Linked DNA regions of Homo sapiens: region 2 is linked to region 1. Evidence: chromatin contacts called from ENCODE Hi-C or POLR2A ChIA-PET data. All regions are on one chromosome and are shown on one strand. The core of a region is the stretch at or near the end of the contact, and the rest is flanking DNA. Distances in the headings are between cores, read along the strand shown. Region 1 overlaps SNX29 (sorting nexin 29). Region 2 overlaps SNX29 (sorting nexin 29).

Region 1 (7,007 bases), core at 689-3,188:
GATCACCTGAGGTCAGGAGTTCGAGACCAGCCTGACCAACATGGCGAAACCCCATCTCTACTAAAAATACAAAAAAAATTAGCCAAGCGTGGTGGTGGGCACCCGTAATCCCAGCTACTCAGGAGGCTGAGGTAGGAGAATTGCTTGAACATGGGAGGTGGAGGCCTTAGTGAGAAGAGATGGCGCCACCGTACTCCAGCTTGGGCAACAAAGTGAGACTCTGTCTCATAAATAAATAAATAAATAAATAAATAAATAAATATCTGTGTGGCCTTGATTAAGGGGCTTGACCTCTGTGGAATGGGAACCAGTTTACCTGGAGCTCCAGGGTTGCGAGGGTTAAAGAAGGAATATAGCCGGAGTGCCTGGTTGCCTCCTGCTTGTTTTCTCCTCCCCACGTGCCAGGGGTCCTCTTTCACCCTTTCATCTCCCAGGGCAGCAAACACAGAGGCTTGGATTGAATTGCTTTGCCTGGGCTTTGGAGAGAAGGTAGCTAGTTGAAAGGACTTCTGGGAGCCAGAGGTCTTGATACCTTGGGGTAAGGGTTGCCAACAATGATGATAATGATAGCTAATTTTATTAAATGCTTGGTATATACCAGGCACTGTTCTAGGTGCACAATACAATTTCCCTCATTTTATCGTCCGAAGAGGTAGGTTCTATGATGAGCCTGAAGGAGGGAGGTTAAGTAACTTGCTCATGATCACATGGCTGGTGGAGTAGGATTCTAACCCACACTATCCTGTTCTTAATTTCTGCTCTTTCTCTCCAGGAGGTCACTGTAGCTTGAATGGTGACCCCAGGCAGAAGGCTAGAGATTTGTGGTAAAAATTAATGTAGGATCCAAAGGACTCTAAACATTAAACATTAGATCCTGAGAGTTCTAAACATTGAAGACAAAGGCCGGGCGCGGTGGCTCATGCCTGTAATCCCAACACTTTGGAAGGCCAAGGCAGGCAGATCACCTGAGGTCAGGAGTTTGAGAGCAGCCTGGCCAACATGGTGAAATCCCGTCTCTACTAAAAATACAAAAATTAGCTGGGCATGGTAGCAGGAGCCTGTAATCTCAGCTACTTGGGAGGCTGAGGCAGGATAATCGCTTGAACCCAGGAGGCAGAGGTTGCAGTGAGCTGAGATCGCGCCATTGCACTCCAGCCTGGGTGACAAGAGCAAGACTCCGTCTACAAACAAACAACAACAACAAAACATTAAAGAGAGACCCAACTAGGTGACTGACTTTCCCGTGCACATGAGGATTCTGAGTAGAGTTAGGGAGTGTCAGCTGACTGCATTTCTCAGACAGGTTTGTGGACCCCTGGAGGTATTCCCTTGGGTGCCTTTCCATTTTCTGTTTTCATTTTGATGGTGATCTAAATGAGAAATAAAAAGAAGCCTGTTCTTGTTCACCTGGTTGACTGCTGGCTGGGGGCTGCCCCTGGAGATGAGGAAGCAGGAACATGGGGTTTGATCGCTCCTGTGTGGCAAAGTGTTTGCTGAATTTGCACTGGGCCACTGCTGCAGGTTGTGATGGAGGTCGAGGGTGAGCAGGGCTTAGCAGCTGGCAGCTCCAGGATCCCATGGACTTGGAAATGTATCCCTCCTCGGCCACTTCCCATGAGTCTAGCCCTGGGTAAAGGTCTTTTCCTCTCTGAGTCACAGTGTTCTCTACTGAATGGAACCACTTTTCCTTCTTTGTCAAGGATTAAATAGGTCATTTAATGACTTAGCCTGTGGTTGGGATTCGGTAGGTGGGCACATTGTTCCTACTTCTCTCTGAGTGGCGGCAACATTTGAAGCTGGCAGATTCTTCTGGGCCCTGGCGGAGGTGCTGTACTCTCCACTGGATTCAAAGGGAGAAGGTAAGAAGGAGACTGGTAGCATTGATTGCTCTGCCTGCCTGTCTCTGCAGAGTCTCCATAGACTGTAGAGCTGGAAGGGCATGATCTCATGCAGAAACCAGTGGCCAGACAAGGGAAGTGACTGTCCCTGTCACATGGCTAGCAAGCAGGCCAGGCAGGATGAGAGCTCAGGCCTTGTGACTTCCCGTTCAGTGCTCTCCACTGTTCCTCTCAGTTGATAAGTGGTCCTGAGACCACCTGTGCTCCTTGCAGCCTAGTAAACCCCCTTCTCTCTTATTTATTTATTTTTGAGACACTCTCACTCTGTTGCCCAGGCTGGAGTGCATTGGTGCAATCTTGGCTCACTGTAACCTCCGTCTCCCAGGTTCAAGCGATTCTCCTGCCTCAGCCTTCTGAGTAGCTGGGACTACAGGCGCCCGTCACCACACCTGGCTAATTTTTGTATTTTTAGTAGAGACGGGGTTTTGCCATGTTGGCCAGGCTGGTCTTGAACTCCTGACCTCATGTGATCCGTCCGCTTTGGCCCCCCAAAGTTGCTGGGATTATAGGTGTGAGCCACTGTGCCTGGCTGACCCCTTTCTCTTAAGCTCATTCAGGGCTAAGTTGGCCACAGCTGCCCCTTCTGAGGTCAAGATTATCTCACTTGACAGCTTCTTGCCTGCAGAGAGATCACAGCCAGGAAGTGTGAGCCTCTGGGTTGAGACCTGCACAATCTCGGGTAGTTTTTGTATAAAGAACAGGTTTTTCTTTTCTTCCCCCCCCACCCCATCATGAAAAGAGGCTTTGCAGAGTAAGGCAGAGGAGGCTGCTGACATCTCATCCAGAATAATCAGTAGAGCAAAATACTCTTAAAAAAAAAAAAAAAAAAGACATCGAGGATCATTGTGCATACCAGGAAGGGTAGGTGCTAAACCTTTATTATTCAGGTGTGAAAGGAGCCGGCAGTGTCAGCTCCACTGGAAGCTTACGAGAAACACAGAGTTGGCAGGGCACGGTGGCTCACACCTGTAATCCCAGCACTTTGGGAGGCCGAGGTGGGTGGATCACGAGGTCAGGAGTTTAAGACCAGCCTGGCCAACATGGTGAAACCCTGTCTCTACTGAAAATACAAAAATTAGCCGGGCGTGGTGGTGCGTGCCTGTAATCCCAGCTTTTTGGGAGGCTGAGGCAGGAGAATTGCTTGAACCTGGGAGGTGGAGGTTGCAGGGAGCCGAGACTGGGCCACTGCACTCCAGCCTGGGTGACACAGCAACACTCCGTCTCAGAAAAAAAAAAAAAAGAGTTAGGCCCCATCCTCAACCTCCTGAACCAGAACCTCCCTTTTGGGCTGGGTGTGGTGGCTCACACCTATTATCCCAGCTGTTTGGGAGGCAGAGGCAGGAGGATCGCTTGAGTCTGGGGTGAGACCCCGTCTGTATAAAAAATAAAAATAAATAAATTATCTGTGAGTGGTGCCCTGTGCCTGTAGTCCCAGCTACTCGGAGGGCTGAGGCAGGAGAGTCGATTGAACCCAGGAGGTTGAGACTGTAGAAAGCTATGATTGTGCCACTTACTCTAGCCCATGTGATAGAGATCCTGTCTCAGAAAAAAACGCCAAAAAATAAATTGCTGCTTTTTAACAAGATCTCCAGGAGATCTGTGTGGACATTAAAGTTTGAGAAGCACTGCATTAAAAAATTATCACTAGGGAGATGAAAGAGATTTTTATTTTCTTTGTACATTTTTTCCTGATTTGTTATTATTCTATTTTTTTCCTGCATGAATTGCTTTTATGATGAGAAAAAAATAGCAAAGGCATTTCCAGTGCGGGGAACCCTGTCAAGTTTCCAGTTGGCATTGCTCAAGGGCAGGTAGAGCTGTCGGGCTCACTCATACTTGGAAAAAGGAAGAAAGCAAGCCTAACTTTTTTTCTATTCTGGTGTTAGGGAGGGAAGATCAGAATCCAAACCCTGGATTCTGAAACAAAGAGCGTTTGATTGATAGACACAGGTGTCAAGAGGTGTTGGAGGACCTTGGCCAGATGGGTCTATAGCCATCCTGAGCGATGCCTTGAGATGCCTCATGGCTGGTGGGAATGGTGCCTAGGCTATTCTTGATCGAAACCTCTTCCAGAAAAAAATACTAACGGTACTTTTTGAAGAGTCAGTTGTTTTATTGTGTGTCTCAAAGAATCTGCTGACTGGTTTCATTACCAGGCCTGGGGGTAAGGCAGGATCCTTGGTATTGTGGTCCTAACACAGGCTTTAGAGGTCTTGAGTCAGGATCACTGTTCCACCAATTAGTATTCAAATTTCAACAGTCTAACCCCTTTATCATGGCCCACACGATCCTATGTGACTGACATCTGCCCGCCTGTTTGATCTTTCCTTCCACTTTTTTGCTTTTTGCTCAAGCCACAGCAAACTTCCTTCTGGTCCTGGAAGACCAGAGCCAAGCTTGTCCTACCTCCGAGCCTCTCCCCTTGCTGTTTGCTCTGTCTGGAACACTGGCCTGCCCTGTCTTTCCATAGCTGTTCCTTCTCTTCATAGAGGGCTCAGCTCAAATGTCACCTGTGCAGAGAGGCCCTCAGTGGCTGCCTTGGCTAAAGCAGCCTTCTTGCTTCCTCCCTATCCCATCACTGTGTTTGTTTTGTCTTCCTAGTGTGACTCTCTAACACTTTTTCATTGATTAGTTTACATTTATACTTTTTTTTTTTTTTTGAGATAGGGCCTCACTCTGTCACTCAGGCCAGAGTGCAGTGGCACGATCTCAGCTCACTGCAGCCATTGCCTCCTGGGTTCAAGTGATCCTTCCACTTCTGCCTCATGAACAGCTGGGACCACAGGTGTGTGCCACCACGCCCGGCTAATTTTTTGTGTTTTTGGTAGATACAGGGCTTCATCATGTTGCCCAGGCTGGTCTCAAACTCCTGATGTCAAGCAATCTTCCTGCCTCAGCCTTCCAAAGTGCTGGGATTACAGGTGTGAGCCACTGTACCCGGCCTTCTAGTAGGATTTTAGCTCCATGAGAAGATGGATCTTTTACACCATTTAACTCCGGTGTCCTCAGCTCTTAAAACATTGCCTCACATACACTAGAAGTTAAATAAGTCCTGGGTGGATCAACACACACAATCACTTGACTTCCCCGAGCTTCAGCTTTCCCATCTGTGTTTGGGAACCTGGCTTATAGGGTGAATGTGAAGATGAAGGGAGATGATGCATGCATAGTGCTTAGCTTGGTTCCTGGCATGTAGGATGCGCCCAGCACACGGTGGTGGTTGTTATCAACCAGCTGGCCCTGGCTTGACCTGGAGGAATCACTGACCACCTCTGAGATAATGCCCTGCTGCTACTCTCTGGTGCAGCCCACGTAGAGTTGCCCAAGACAGAAGCAGCCTGATGGCAATTCAACGCCTGCAGTGTGGAGCGTCTGCCCTTAGAAACTGAATTTCAGTATCCTTTGAAGTGAATGTGCTCTGTGTCTGGTGCATCATACTCCGGGCTTTGTATCTTGCTTGGAGTCATTGGGCCTCTTGTGGAGATCAGGTGTGGCTCTACCAACTGTCTGCCTGGTGCTTTCAAGTGCTCTTGCCCCAGACCTTCCTAAATGGAAGTTCAGCATATGTCATGTGTGTCAGTTGGGAATGCTTTTGGATGCAAGTAACAGCCCAATGTGCAGTGGTGTGGACAAATAGGGTTATTTATTTTGTGAGAGTTAGCTTGTTTCTAGTCTTGGCTTACCAACTCAGTGATATCAGGGCTGGTGTCTTTGTGATTCTCTAGGTCTTTCTCTCAGGCTCATGACTTCGTGGTGGCAAAATGCTACTCTGGCTCCACCCAACATGTTTATGATTAAGGCATGAAGGATGGTGGAGGGAGTGATGCTCTGCATAGCTCTTCTTTCTATCAGAAATGAATGACTTTCCCAGAACTTTGGGAGCCACTTCTGCTTTCTTCTCATTGGCCAGACTGCTTAAGTTCAACCTCAGCTGCTGAGAAGAGGAGTAATCAGGTTTCACAGCTTGGATTGCTGAAGGTGGCATGGGAAAAGGATGTTGGAGATGATAGTGAGAACAGCCAGTGAGCAGTTCCTGCTGTACTGGGAAACTTATATTTTATTTTAGGCTGCTGGTTGACAACTGGGGGCAGTTTTGATTCCCAGGGGACATTTGGCATTACATGGAGACATTTTTGTTATAACTCAGGGGTTTGTGTGTGCTAATGCCACGTAGTGTGTAGAGGCCATGGATGCAGCTAAACATCTTACAATGTCAGTAGTGCCAAGGGTTGAGAAACCTTTAGACCATTCTAGACATGTTCAGATTTGGGGAAAATTAGTTTAGCTGTTTTCCTTTGATGCAGTAACAGGCAATAGCCAAACTTCATTGTAATGATACAGATTATTGATACCTAGTTGTGCTACTGATTTTGTTAAAGATCAGTAGGAAAGGACTGATCTAGTTGGGGACAGCCGTGTCCGAGCGTCAGAGAGAACTAATTAAGCCTCATTGCATTTTAGGATCACAGAACAATGACAAAAGACAATTTCTGCTGGAGCGACTGCTGGATGCAGTGAAACAGGTAAGCAGAAAGCACACATTTGCCTTTTTGGTCGAGTAATAGTGTCAGATAATTAATGTAGGTCATTTCTTCCCTATAACATACACAGACTAACTCCCACTTTATACCTGGGAACAGTGAAGTGATCTACTCATTTTTCCCAGGAAATGATAGAGCAGTGAACACGGTCAAGGTTGGGTTGGAGGAAGTCCTGTGTCTTGAATTCCCAAAGCCCTCTAGAGGACCCCATCCGTCAGTGATGTCCCTTCAAGAAAGGCACTGGGCCAGGTGCAGTGGCTCACGCCTGTAATCCTAGCACTTTGGGAGGTCAAGGTGACCGGATCACTTGAGGTCAGGAGTTCCAGACTAACCTGGCCAACATGGTGAAACCCTGTCTCTATAAAAATACAAAAATTAGCAGGGTGTGGTGGCAGGCACCTGTAATCCCAGCTACTTGGGAGGCTGAGGCAGGAGAATTGCTTGAACCTGGTAGGTGGTAGTTGCAGTGAGCTGAGATTGCGCCACTGCACTCCAGCCTGGGCAACAGAGTGAGACTTTGTGTCATTAAAAAAAAAAAAAGTCATTGATGTGGGTTTCAAAGTCTCAT
Region 2 (6,718 bases), core at 2,974-5,473, 65 kb after region 1:
TTCTTTTTTTTTTTTTTCTGAGATGGAGTCTTGCTTTGTCACCTAGGCTGGAGTACGGTGGCACGATCTCAGCTCACTGCAACCTTTGTCTCCTGGGTTTAAGTGATTCTTGTGTCTCAGCCTCTCGAGTAGCTGGGATTACAGGTACCTACCACACCCCGCTAACTTTTGTGATTTTAGTAGAGATGGGGTTTTACCCTGTTGGCCAGGCTGGTCTCAAACTCCTGACCTCAAATGATCCACCCACCTCAGCCTCCCAGAGTGCTGGGATTACAGGCATGAGCCACCACGCCTGGTCTTATCTTGATTTATTTTAAGGAATTGGCTCATGTGATTGTGGGGCTGGGAAGTCCAAAATCCACAGGTTAGGTGTGTGGACTGGAGACCCAGGGAAGAGTTGCAGTTCAGGTCCAGAGGCAATCTGCTGGCAGAATTTCTTCTTCCTTTGGAAGGTCTGTCTTTTTCCTATCGAGGCCTTGCACTGCTTGCATGAAGCCCACCCACATTATGCAGCGTAATCTGGTTCACCCAGAATCTACTGATTTAAATGTTAATCTCATCTAATAGAAACAGCTAGAATAATGTTTGACCAAATACCTGGGTATTGTGGCCCAGCAAAATTGACACATACAATTAACCCTCACAAGTGCCTTTATTCTTTTTTTTCTGGAACAGAGTCTTACTCCATGGCCCCGGCTGTAGTGCAGTGGTGCGATCTCAGTTCACTGCAACCTCTGCTCCCAGGTTTAAGCGATTCTCCTGCCTCAGCCTCCAGAGTAGGTGGGACTACAGGAGTGTGCCACTATACCCGGCTAATTTTTGTATTTTTAATAGAGATGGGGTTTCACCATGTTGGCCAGGCCTGTATTGAACTCCTGAGCTCAAGTGATCCACCTGCTTCAGCCTCCCAAAGTGCTGGGATTGCAGGCATGAGCCTCTGCACCTGGCCATGTGCCTTTACTTTGTAATCTGGGCCTTTGAGGAGATGCTGCTTGCTGATGCCACTGAGTGTAGCCCCATGGGTGAGGCTGGTGTGTGAGCCAAGGCAGCCCCCAGCATTGTGTGTAAATGCCCAACACAGTGCAGGGTGACCTTCACTTGGCCTGGGCCCTCTGAAGCCAGAGGGCCTCCTGCAGACTCTGGACAGCTCTCCCCGGCATTAAGAGGGATCTTGACTGACCCTTCCACAGAGCAGCCTGGGGAAGACACAGCGGAGTGATGGGATGGCCTGCTGAGTAATGCTTTGATTTTGATTCTAAGCTAGTGTTCACAGGGAAGGTTGAGGGGGCTGGTGCACAGCAGATGTGTGAGGGGAATGCAGCCAGACCAGGAGAAGCTCACTGTGGATTGCCACAGTGTCTGGCAGAGTCTGCTGCCCTGTTGTCTTTAAGACCCTCTGTTGGTCAAAGTTAGGCTTACTCATTGGTTTACTGGTCATTAACCCATTCTTTGATGTCTGAAGAAGTCTTGTTTCTTCTGCCTCTGTATTTATCATAAGTATTAGCTTTGCGTTTTGTATTTTTCTTTACAAGGGATAGTATTTTTATTACGGTCAGGTTTTGTTCTTTTGTTCTTTTTTTGTTTTGTTTTGTTTCTTTGTTTGTTTTTTTGAGACAGGTCTTGCTCTGTCATCCAGGCTGGAGTGCAGTGGCCTGATCACACCCTCAACTCAGGGAACTCCTAGTGTCAAGTGATCTCCCTGCCTCAGCCTCCTGAGTAGCTAGGACTATAGGTACATGCCACCACGCCCAGCTAATTTTTTATAGAAATGGGGTCTCAAGGCATTGCTCAGGTTGGTCTTGATTTCCTGGCCTGAAGTGATCCTCCTATGTTGGCCTCCCTGAGTGCTGGGATTACAGGCATGGGTCACTGAGCCAGGCCCAGATGGGGCTTTTTAAATCACTTTATATGTGCTCTATGATACCGGTAGGGAAGTAGGGGGAAACATAATTCAGAAAGGACTACAAACATATGCTGTGTCTCGCTATTCTGCATCTCACTAGCAGTTAAGCAAATGCAAAGTGAAACAAGACTCCATATTTTGCCCATCATATTTGCGGAGACCTTGGGTTGGCGCCCTGGTGGAAGGGAAAGATCTTGCTGTCAGTGAGTCCTCAGTTCCTGGCACATCCCATAGCATCCACTTGGTGTCTGTGGGATGAATGAGGCTGCAGGGATGGTGCACAGGGGCTGACCTCATAGACAGCTGGAAGCAGTTGAGCTGGGAGCAGTTGATAGCCATGGGGGAAAGCAGTTTGACAAACTGGCATGAACTTAAGGATGTTTATCCCACTTGGTTTAGCAGTCCCAGTGCGAGAAGCAGCCCAGAGAACATACCCTCGATTCAGGGAAAAGTTGCTACATCTAGATACCAAAGTTCTTATTCAGAGAAGCAGAACACTGGAGTTGACCTAAATGTGCAGCCACAGGGGGACGGTTAACAGCAGAAGATTTTATAGTTTAAGCCTTGACATTTTAACATTTAGGATCTCAAACATCTCAAATGATGTTTAAGAGTGTCTAGTGTTATGAAGCTGAGCTAATGAGTACATATATACATACATATACATATATATATATATTTTATATATATATTTTTTTTTGAGCTGGGTTCTCGCTCTGTCACTCAGGCTGGAGTACAGTGGCACAATCTTGGCTCACTGCAATCCCTGCCTCCTGTGTTCAAGCGATTCTCCTGCCTCAGCCTCCCAAGTAGCTGGGATTATAGGTGACCACCACCACTCCCGGTTAATTTTTTGTATTTTTAGTAGAGATGGGGTTTCACCATGTTGGCCAGGCTGGTCTCAAAACTCCTGACCTCAGGTGATCTGCCCACCTTGGCCTCCCAAAGTGCTGGGATTACAGGTGTGAGCCATCATGCCTGGCCTAATGAGTTAATATTGAATGGAAAAAACAAGATAAAAAACTCAACATTTTGCTTCATTACAACTGTGTAAAGAATAGTCCGCACAGCAGGAAAGAAAAAAAGACATGTGGGAAACTGAGTCTGACACAGTAATGTTTTGGATAATGTGGCTGTTGGGTGGTTTATTTTTTCTCTCTCTTCTTTTGGGCATTTTCTAAGTTTTCAAATAACGTGTGTTAATTGTCTTGCTGAGGAGCAACAGTTGTAATAATGAGTGGTTTTAAGCCAATCAAGGCACCAGATACTGAGGCAGTGTCAGCTTCAGGAATCTTTAATGTCACTCATTTTGAGGCAGTAGCCCTTGGGGCCCACTGGTGTTTTTTTTTTTGGTTTTTGGTTTTTTTTTTTTTTTTGAGATGGAGTCTCGCTCTGTCACCCAGGCTGGAGTGCAGTGGCGGGATCTCAGCTCACTGCAACCTCCGCCTCTCGAGTTCAAGTGATTCTCCTGCCTCACCCTTCCAAGTAGCTGGGATTACAAGCACCCACCACCACGCCCTGCTAAGTTTTGTATTTTTAGTAGAGACGGGGTTTCACCATGTTGGCCAGGCTGGTCTTGAACTCCTGACCTCAGGTGATCTACCCGCCACGGCCTCCCAAAGTGTTGGGATTACAGGTGTGAGCCACAGCACCCGGCCTGGGTTTTTTTTTTTTTTTTTTTTTTTTTTTCTCTGTGGCCCAGGCTGGAGGAAGTGGTATGATCTCAGCTCACTGCAGCCCTCGACCTCCCAGGCTCAAGGGATCCTCCCACCTCAGCCCCTCCAGTAGCTGGGTCTACAGGTGTGCAATACCATACCTGGCTAATTTTTAAATTTTTTGTAGAGACAGGGCTCGAACTCTTGGGCTCAAGTGATCCTTCTGCCTCGGCCTCCCAAAGTACCGGAATTATAAATGTGAGCCACTGGCCTGGCCAGCAATCTTTAATGTAACTCATTTTGAGGCGGTGGTCCTTGGGGCTCACTTCTCGGGTTTGGAACCTCATCCTCTTGGGGCCTGGCTTCACCTTGTACTTGCATATGTTGCGGGGAAGGGTCAAGAATTATCTTAGAAACCAGCAGAACATCGCACCTGCCCTGAGGCAGTGGAGTGGCCTAGAAAGGACTGTCTGCTTTTGCTGCCTTCTCCTGAAAGGGCGCCCCTGACCACCTCTGGGTGCCGGCTCCGTGGTCACCAGTGGCCAGGTCAGAGCCTCAGGAGGGCGCCTCTTGACAGATTCCAGAGGCACAGCCAAGGTCATCTGGTTCTCCCCCAGGTTGGGCTCCTGCCAGGACAGTCGCGGGAGCGGCTCTTCTTTTGCCCCCACCCTGCTGTCTGAAAGCCTCATTGTGGTATGGGCATGGTTGAATGATCTGTCTTGCAAAATTCTGCTAGGATTATTTCCTCCTGTGCTTCTCACTCTGTGCCACATGTCTGGCCAAAAGCTAGAGAGGGCTGAAAGGAGACTTCTACCTGACAAGCCTCTAAAATAGGAGCTGGCAATCCCTGCCTGCGGACCAAACCCGCCCCCAAGCAGTGAACAGTTGTTACATTTTTAAAGAGTTATTAAGAGACACCAAGAAAGAAGACTGTGTCATGAAGCCTGAAATATGTACTCTCTGGTCTATTACAGAAAATATTTGTTGATTTTAGAGTAGCTCTAACATAAAGACAAACTATATAAGTAATGTCACTTGTGGGCAGGAGACGACTCGGTGCACTTGAGTTTGGAAGACCTGGGCTCCAGTCCCACAGCCTTGGTTCTGTTGCTTAGTGCTGATGGCCTTGGACAAGCCACACACTTTTTCTTCTTTTGCCTCCCTTCCCTTTGTCTGCCCCCGCACTTCCCTTCTTAAGTAGGTATGATTATGATCTGCTTTGGTCTTCTTTATCTACTGAGATACAGAATGATGTTTAAACCTTACAGTACAGCTGGCTCTCTGCATCCATGGACTCTGCATCCGTGAGTTCCGCATCTATGGTTTCAACCAACTGTGGATCAAAAATATTACCAAAAAAAAACCAATAAAAATAATACAATAAAAATACAGTATAACAACTATTTACATAGCATTTGGATTGTATTAGGTATCATAAGCAATCTAGAGATGATGTAAAGTACATATGTGGGAGGATGTGCTTATGCAAATACTACACCGTTTTACATCAGGGACTTCAGGCTAGGCGAGGTGTCTTATGCCTGTAATCCTAGCACTTGGGGAGGCTGAAGCAGGAGGATCGCTTGAGGCTAGGATTTTGAGACCAGCCTGGACAACATAGGGAGACCCTGTTTTCACAAAAAAACAAAACAAAACAAAAAATTAGCCGGGTATGGTGGCTCACACCTGTAGTCCAAACTCCTCGGGATGCTGAGGCAGGAGGCTCTGCCAAATCCCAAGAGCTCAAGGTTGCAGTGAACTATGATTGTGCCACTGTACTCCAGTGTGGACAACAGAGCAAGACTCCAACTCTAAAACAAAACAAGGGACTTTGAGCATCCTCAGATTTGCAGGGGTTTTTTGAAACGGTTGATACAGATGTAATGCAGATACTGGGGGACGGCTATACTGCAAAAATACCTCCAGGTATTTATTAACATTTCTTGATTGCTCAGAGGCAAGTGCTGCAGGGGCAATTACTCCCAAACAAACCCAACCACACTGCCTGGCGTTTCGAAGATGGCACGCATTAGAGATTTGTACTTTGTGGGTAAGGTGACAGTATAACAGATCATATGAGCATGGTTAATAATTGAGCCGACTCCCTTTCTTGGAAGGGACCCAGACGTGACTGGTCTGATTCTGTCCTTTTACCCACGAGGGGCTCAGATGCAGCGAGGCGGAGCAACGCTAGCCCTAGGTCAGGTGGCTGCTGTCATTTCGGAACGTGGAGCAGATGGCCTGTGATGCATGTGCTGTCCCCTTCCCCAAGCCTTTGTCCCTCCTCTTCACTCGGTGGCTTGGGCTTCCTCCAGCTCCCCTCCTCAAGCCCTGCTTCTTCCAGGCAGCCTTCCATGACCTTCCTGGAATGAGCTTTCTCCACAATCTGAGATGCCATTTACAGCTTCTTGCAGGATTATTTGGTTCATGTTCATGCCCCCCAACAGACTGCAGGCTCCCTCAGGGCAGGATCAACAGTATTCACTGGCTCTTTTGCCACCAGTAGGGAGCACAGTGCCTGGCATATAATAGGTGCTCAGTAAACACTGGTTGAGAGAACAAATGCAAGAGGTCTGGATCTGGACTCCACGCTCTACCTCCCAGCCCACACCTCCTTCTGTTCTCAGCCCTGCCTTGGCCTGGTTAGTTCTCAGGAGGGTGCTGTGGATGCTTGTTGGTGAGTCATGCGGCCTGTGGGCTCTTTGGCCTGTCCTGCAGCTGTATTCTTTCACCTTAGGCCACTGGAAGGGAACACCTGCCTCTCCCAGATGCACAGCTGGGCTCCGCTGAAGGTGCTGCACAATGACTCCGACATCCTCTTCCCTGTCAGTGGCGTGGGCTCCTACAGCCCAGCAGGTGGGTGTCTCCCGATTACTCCTTTCCTCCAATAAGAGCTTTGGCTTCGAGAACCAGCAGGAATGTCTGAGTTCCCTGGACAGGTAGGAATGGGAGCCGGGAGGCACGGGAGTCGGGGTGTGGTTCAGGGCCAGGGGGAGCTCACTGAGATGCAGAAGTGAGAGAGGGCTTGGCTTCTCTCCCTGAACCTGGGTATCCTGAGGTGCTCTCCGTGGAGTGAGTGTTGGGCTGAACCAGCTGGCAAGTCACCAGGGCCTGCAGGCCTGTTTTTCTCCCTTACCAGTGGCCCGTTGAACTTGGTCGT

Evidence for each region. Hi-C counts contacts between places; a loop is a spot of excess contacts on that map. ChIA-PET counts read pairs that join two places held with the same protein, here RNA polymerase II (POLR2A). Pooled maps may share reads with other maps.
Region 2: a map with no recorded cell type shows a loop between it and region 1 (6-fold over the local background). The contact joins two enhancer-like sites. A Hi-C loop is called at or near these places in 4 of 168 maps with a recorded cell type or tissue (endothelial cell of hepatic sinusoid, gastrocnemius medialis, ovary and 1 more), 18 of 37 single-sample maps with no recorded cell type and 6 of 50 pooled maps. POLR2A ChIA-PET finds 5 or more read pairs at or near these places in 7 of 52 experiments (CD4-positive, alpha-beta T cell, CD8-positive, alpha-beta memory T cell, Panc1 and 4 more).

Annotation. Positions count from the first base shown.
Region 1 is chr16:11,992,938-11,999,944 of GRCh38, forward strand. SNX29 (sorting nexin 29) reads left to right here. Exons shown (of 21, transcript NM_032167.5): 2 at 6,360-6,421. Among named protein-coding and RNA genes, the nearest start is that of SNX29, 20 kb to the left of the region's middle. Within about 2 kb of position 1,939, at least 12 of the 41 ENCODE cell types and tissues checked have a DNase peak (open chromatin) inside an H3K27ac peak, as active enhancers do.
Region 2 is chr16:12,055,233-12,061,950 of GRCh38, forward strand. It overlaps SNX29 (sorting nexin 29), which reads left to right. Exons shown (of 21, transcript NM_032167.5): 9 at 6,296-6,414. Among named protein-coding and RNA genes, the nearest start is that of SNX29, 82 kb to the left of the region's middle. Within about 2 kb of position 4,224, at least 5 of the 41 ENCODE cell types and tissues checked have a DNase peak (open chromatin) inside an H3K27ac peak, as active enhancers do.